Regions from separate parts of the Mus musculus genome. Here region 1 is linked to region 2. Evidence: chromatin contacts called from ENCODE POLR2A ChIA-PET data. All regions are on one chromosome and are shown on one strand. Each heading gives the region's core, a stretch centred on a gene start or an enhancer-like site at or near the end of the contact. The rest is flanking DNA. Distances are from core to core; before and after follow the strand shown.

Region 1 (3,431 bases), core at 573-3,072, 260 kb after region 2:
GAGTAACCCAAGTAGTGTGACATGGGAGAGGCCACCCTGCCTTTCACAAATCACCTGGAAAAGCAAAATTTTCATACACTAGTCTTTGGACATCTATTAGTAAGTAAACCAGGCATAGTGGCTCATGCCTGTAATTGAGAAGGCAGAATTTTGACCAAGTATGGCCTGCAGAGTCCATTTCAAATAACTCAGAATGGCTAATACAGTGGTCCCTGCCTTTAATTCCAGTACTCTGGGAGCAGAGGCAATCAAATAAGATTGATATTTAATGAGGTCAGCCTGTTCTGTGTTGGGACCCTATCCCAAAACAAAACAAAATCCCCAGGCTTAAAAGATCAAGGATGCAATCTGCTCTTTTCTAACCCAACTTAGTCTTTAAATTGGCTTAGCGCCCCCTGCAGGAAACCTAACGTCTCTTTTTCACCTGACCAATCTGTTAGCACACCTTCATTTTTAAAAGCAGTTTAATGCTTCAGTACTTGCTCAGTGGTTAAGGAACCTGTTCTCTCCGAGGATGCAGGTTGGGTTTCCAGCACCTACATGGTGGTTCAAAGAACATCTGACACCCCTGTGACACACACATTTACACTCATAAACATGAATTAAAAAAAAAAAACCTGAACAAAAGCCAGCAAAATTTGACCATTAAGACGATTTATTCAGTTGTCTTAGGCATCTGCAATGGTGACTTCAACCTCAACTCCCGGCTCAATACTGATGGAAGTAATCTGCTTAACAATCTCAGAAGGACTATGTAAATCAATGAGTCGCTTGTGGATCCTCATCTGGAATCGATCCCAGGTCTTGGAACCTTCACCACAAGGTGTTTTTCTGGTAGTGATTCTCAAAGTCTGCAATAAAACAAAATTAGTCCATTTCTGAACCATTTTCTCTGTATGTTAACAGGTTTCAGCAACCTTTACTAGAGAGTTTTGGAGTTTGCTTTAAGAAAGGTATCATACTCAATCGCCACCAGACATTTGGCCCCTAATAACTTGTATTCTTAGGAATGTAAATTTAATCTCTGAATTTATTTGGCAATCAAACTCTGACCTTCCCCCTCCCCACCAGTCTACCAGTACTCGAGTCTACCTGTCCCTTACCTTGGTAGGCATGCGCACCGGTCCTTTCACTTTCAGATTCTTTTCCTTGGCGCCTCTGATCAAGTCCGCACAAACTGCGGGTTAAGAAAGCATGGTCTTTCAGTTAACTCAGAATGACTCGAGGCGTTTTAAACAAGTTCGCCTATCGGCTCAGAATAGCGTATAAGAAATATCACTATAACTCAATACGGTTGGTATCTCCTCATCGCCGACCGCGCCCCAGCGATCACCAAGCCACCCCGAGCATCGTACTGACCCTTCTCCAGCGACTTCACGTTGCGGCTGGTGAGCGTGATTCGAATTCGGTGAATCGCCACTTCGGGCTCCACGGGCGTCTTTCCGGTATCTTTAAATGCCTGTTATCACCCAGGCGGGAAAAACAAACAGCGACCCGTAAGTGGAGGCCCACTCCTACACAACCGCCATGAGGACCCTCTCCCGGGCCCTCGCCGCGGCGGGAGCCCTCTCCCGGGCTCTGCGCTCCCGGCGCCCCAGCAAGTCGAGCCCCGCCGACGCCCCAGGCCGCGTGGCGACGCCCCCCACCTCACCATGGCTGAGGCGCGGCTTCCTGACCGACTTGTTCCTCAGCAGGAGCGAACAGCGGTGAGTCAGGACGGAGCAGGCTGGCCGAGCTCCGTAGCGCGCACCGCCGGGGCTCAGAAAGGAGGGGCCGGACGGCGCCGGGCGCTTATAAAGCACGTGCGCATCCGGGTGCTTTGTGACCCGGAACAGGAACCGCCCCGCCCGCGAAGAGGTCGCCGTGGGGGAGGCCGGGCTGCGTCCCCGCCTAGTTGGCGGGAAAGGCGAGGACGCGCGCGCGCCCTCTGGCCTCTCGGCGGAGTCCCTGTCCTGACTCGGAGGACAGACGAAGCTGGAGCGGAGAAAACTCATGCCAGGTGCTCTCTGCACAAGCACCTACGGTCTTTACAGTGCGAAATATGCTTCGCATGCATACTCGATCAGCTTGCTTTTGTCTGACAAGGGAAGAGTTGTTTTGAGGTTAGCTGACACGGACCTTGGGGAAGAATGATCGTGACAGGGCATTTATTTACTTGGTGCTGAAGACAGAAGTCAGGGCTTAGCAGGAAAACGCACTCCATCCATGAGCTGACACCCTGAGTTCAATCTTGTGAATCCTTGTAGAAGGAGATAGTGGTTTTCGGAAACTTGTCTTCTGACGAGAGCTGTGGCACCCCCCCCACACACACACACACCCCACCTCCCCCCCACCCCCCATTAATTACTAAGCTTATATTCTAAAAATTATTCGGAAACTGCTTTTCGGAGCTGAAATGCCCTTTTGTGATATTTTGGCTTTGGGCTTCCAGGAATATTGGAAACGTCTATATCTGCTGGAAACCCAGGTTTAGCTTCAGTTAGTTCAATTAAGTGAAGGCAGAACTCTAGTCCCAGTGCTCTGTGGGGTCACAGGGCATTGTACCTGCAGCCTGGCCTGGAACCCATCTACCCAGTTTTAATATTCTCTTCTCTATGTTGCGATGGAGCTCCGTTCTGCTATGTTATGATGGCTGAGACCTCCGGGGACTCCTTAGAACGGAGCAGTTGTTCATAATAAAATTAGTGTCTGCGTACAGCAGAAAGAAAGCCAAATGTCCTCAGGTCAAATGTCCTAGGACGCAGAGGATGGTGCAGATTAATCTACACTACCCACTGCGCAAGGTCAAATAGAATGTAAGCCTGGAGGTGGGTTACAGACAACACAGGAGGAAATAACATTATTTTGTAGGTGAAAGTTACTTGCTCCGAGTTGCCAAACCCAGAGCACTGATTCCCCTCCAAGGAGAACTCCCTAAGCCATGTTCTTCTGAGCTTTGGGAGCGCCAGCACCGATTCACTTGCTTGGTCGGGATTCGACCTAACTAGGAACTGGCTTTCTGACTCACAGTGTACATGAAGTTTTGCTGTCATTGAACAATTAGGTAAGTGTTAAAGTTAGGGGAGTTTTCGAGTTCAATTATTTTTAAATATAATCCATTGACCTCTTAGACTACTAGTAGACTTAACATCAGAAAAAAGTCTAACTTTGTTTTTCTTTTCCTTTCTTGACTATTTGTTTTGTTCTGCTTTGTTTTTGTGTGAGGTAGAGTTCCTTTGTGTAGCCCTGGCTGTTCTGAAATTATTCTGTAGACCAGGCTGGCCTGCACCCTGAGATCTACCTGCCTCTGCCTCTGCCTCTGCCTCCTGAGTGTCTGCTTTTTTTTTTTTTTTCTTTTTTTTTTTTTTTTTTAAGACTTTAGTCTGGGCCGCTCTGGAATTTACAGAGATCTTCTTGTCTCTGCCTCTAGAATACTGGGTGGGATTAAAGGC
Region 2 (3,414 bases), core at 549-3,048:
GCAACCCCGAGCCCTAGAATAATGCTGAAGGCATTACCATACCCACCTTCAATGTAACCAGAACATGGAACTGTCATGAAGACATGTAGACCAAGGAAACCAAACAGAATATAAAAATAAACCCACGCTCTTGCCACCAATTTCTTTTAAACAAAGGCAGCAATGTTATTTTGCCCTTTAAAGTATTAAAAGAAAATATAGGGGAAACTATGCCCTCCAAAGAACAGACATCCAAAGCAAAAAAAACAAAAAAAAAACAAAAACAAAAAACAAAAAACAAAAAACAAAAAAAAAAACTATTAGTTGAACAGTAGATTTATTTCTAGAGTCAAAAGATTTATTTCTAAGTAGTCAAAAAACCCAAATAATCCCATTAAAAGGGGGGCTTGAATAGTCACTGGCTATCAAACATATGAAGAATAGATAGCAACACTGTTGTTGCTACTCTTGACTGTCAGCTTATGGGTTTAGAACCACCTAAGAGACAAACCTCTGAGAATGTCTGTGAGGTTGTTTGGTTGGTTTTGCTGTTGTTAATGGAGGTGGGAAGTCTCACACTAACTCTGGGTGGTGCCATATCAGTCTCTCATACAAGGAAGTTAATCTCAAAGATTAACAGCGAGTCAGGACAAGTGCAGGGAAGTATATAGACATGGTGATTTAGTGGGTGTGGAGCATAGCCAAAAGGAAGACTTAACTTTTAAAGCACAGTAGGAAAACTGGATTACAAAGTGAGTATCCAAAAACAGCTAAGAGAGAACAGTTTGAATGCCCCAACACAAAGAAACAGTGTCTGAGGTGAGAAATATATCGTTTCCCCGGATCTTCTCATGAATGTATCTTCTCATGATCTTCTACATGCACTGAAATGCTGCCCCGTGACCCAGAAATATGTAAAATTATTACATGCCATTGGCTTTTTAAAGAATTTTAAAATGTTTTTTTTTAATCACCTGACCCTGTGGGGAGGATGCATGAGTGAGCATGTGAAGGCGGAGGACAACTTTCATGCACCCGTGAATGTTTTGTCCCTTTAACCAACTCGAATAACCAATAAGCCTTCTCCTCACACCCATGTGTCACTTATCAATAAAAAGAAAACAAACAACAAAAACCCCTTGAGTTCAAGCTTCTTTCTCCGGGTTCTGATGTACATTACCTTGCAAAGATTTTGTTTTTCAATATAAAAATGCTCTTCTACTTTTGGTTAAAGTCCCCTACTCTTTTAATGACTACTCTTCTACTGCATCATAGTCTAACTCTAGTCACTCTCTCCAATAATGCTGTAAGACATTTAGTTATTTTTGAGACAGCATCTGTGTGGACCTGACTTGCTCTGCAGACTAAGCTGGCCTTGATCTCAGAGAGATCTGTCTGCTTCTGCCTCCCAAGTCTGAGATTAAAGGTGTATACCACCATGCCTATCTATAATTCACATCTAGACTGGTATATTGAATTTAGGAGTTATGAAAGGAAGGAATACTGCAGTTGTAGATATACTGCACGGCGCAGGCGCAGAGGCCGGGAACTAGTCCGGCTTTCCGCTCCGGGCCCCGCGACCAGGACACCACGCCTGCTACCGGCTAGAACAGCATGGAGAAGTCCATGGGGAGCTCGACGCACCTGACAAGAAAGTCACAGGAAATCGGCGACCTCGGCAGCTGGTCGGCGGCAGAGCCGGGAGAAGCAGACACGCGGGTAGTGCCGGTTTCCTTTAACTGCCTGAGAGGAAGAAGGCCGAGCCACATTGGGTGTAGGACCGTCGGTCGCCCCGCCCCTTCCGGTAGCTGCTGTCGCTGCTTCCGGTAGCGCGGCTGGCTGGCTCCCGGCTCGAGCGTCCCCAGGCGCGTTCCGCTCCTCTGCCCGCGCGAGTTACGCCTTTCTGTCTTCAGCAACAGCGCCCGGCCCAGTCGCGGACAACACCAGAGCGAGCCCGGATAACGAAATGTGTTGCGAGAAGTGGAACCATGTGGCCGAAATGCTGCTCTTCATTGAAGACCGCGAGGAGGAGTACAAGATCCTTTGCCTCTGCTCCCGGGCATTTGTGGAGTAAGTCGCGACGGTCCTCTCTCACTTTCTGTCCTTGCTCAGGAATGGGGGTGTCGCAGAGTTAGAGAGAGGCTTTCCAGAAAGCCACATGACCTGATGTCTAAGAAACTCGAAACCCCGCGGGCATGAAGGAATGTTCTACTGCAATTACTAAAGGGAAGATTAATATAATTTTGATTTTTTTTTAAATGTGGTACCTTATATGTGTCATTTCGGGTTTCCATAAATGAAGGGCCAATCTCAACATTGGTTGAGTCGGGCGAGATGGCCCAGGTATTGGCCATGCAGAAGGATAGCAAATTCAAGACCATCCTGAGCTATACCAGTAAGATGGAGTGTGAAGTGTAAACTAATACAAATAGATTGATGAGATGAAGGATCAAATTAGAGCTCTATTTGCAAACTGTAAAATCCTTTCCAACAAAAATTTATGTATCTGAAACGTCTAATTATTTGAGATAAAAGTGTTAACTGTTTATGGCAGTTTTAGAGACATCTCTGGGGGAAATGTTGGTTTCATGTTTAAAATTGCCAGAATAGAAAGTACCTTCTGGTGGGAAAAGCATTGACAAATTTTAAATTTGAAGGTACTCATTTTCATTATGTACTTGAGGGAAGATATCTGAAAGTTTCCTCAAAAAAGAAATATAACACCATGTTAAATTTAACATTTAAAAAATGTACTAGGCTCATTTGCACAGGTCCTGCTGGTTCAGAGTTGAACAGTCTTCTAGTGGGGGAGTGAGGATGATTATAAGACCGAAAAGAAGACTCAGAGACAAAGGTTAGAAATCCGGAGGGCTGCAGGCCTGAACCACACTGGCCCCAAATGTATTTCTCATAACCTTAATACACTTTACAGTATCATGGGAAACAAAGTCACAAACTAGCACAGACAATGGCTGACAGAGAATGGATATCTGTTCCCATCCGGAGGCCTCCCTGTTCCTTCCACAAAGATTAATCGAACGTTCAGCCTCTCTCCTTGAGCCTCAGTTGTAGCTTTTTGTTCCATGCCGTTGGCAGGCCAGGAAATCTGTCAGCCTGACCTGCCTTGACTCCGCCTAACAGACAGGCTTTTACAGAAGCAGACAAAAATGACTCCCAACGCTCAGGTGTACATTTAATTCAGTAAAGTTCTTTTTTATGCTCCTATTAGATGCTGGTAGGTAATGGAATATAAGATGGGACCAGGCTGCGCTGAATTCACTTTCTAAGCAAAAGAGATCAATATTGCACTAAGGTAGCGGTTTGCACAATTACTCAGTTAACTCAACTGGATAAGAGACATGTCTGTGGTGCTTTGATAGCAATCTGGCAGGATGGACAGTGAAAAATATGAAGCCTTGGGAGAGGAAAGGAACT

The links. ChIA-PET counts read pairs that join two places held with the same protein, here RNA polymerase II (POLR2A).
Region 1: POLR2A ChIA-PET joins it to region 2 with 13 read pairs in Patski. The contact joins the promoter of Rps20 here to the promoter of Tgs1 in region 2. POLR2A ChIA-PET finds 5 or more read pairs at or near these places in 4 of 5 experiments (Patski and embryonic stem cell).

The regions. Positions count from the first base shown.
Region 1 is chr4:3,833,833-3,837,263 of GRCm38, forward strand. Rps20 (ribosomal protein S20) reads right to left here and starts at 1,823. Exons shown (of 4, transcript NM_026147.6): 1 at 1,652-1,823; 2 at 1,360-1,459; 3 at 1,104-1,177; 4 at 1-851. The coding sequence starts at 1,654. The coding sequence ends at 669. Gm32823 (a long non-coding RNA gene) reads left to right here and starts at 1,817. Exons shown (of 5, transcript XR_881078.2): 1 at 1,817-2,102; 2 at 2,851-3,043. It overlaps LOC115490074 (a small nucleolar RNA gene), which reads right to left and starts at 1,314; the gene lies at 1,247-1,314.
Region 2 is chr4:3,573,081-3,576,494 of GRCm38, forward strand. Tgs1 (trimethylguanosine synthase 1) reads left to right here and starts at 1,799. Exons shown (of 13, transcript NM_054089.4): 1 at 1,799-2,049. The coding sequence starts at 1,946. It overlaps Tmem68 (transmembrane protein 68), which reads right to left and starts at 1,773. Exons shown (of 8, transcript NM_028097.4): 1 at 1,624-1,773.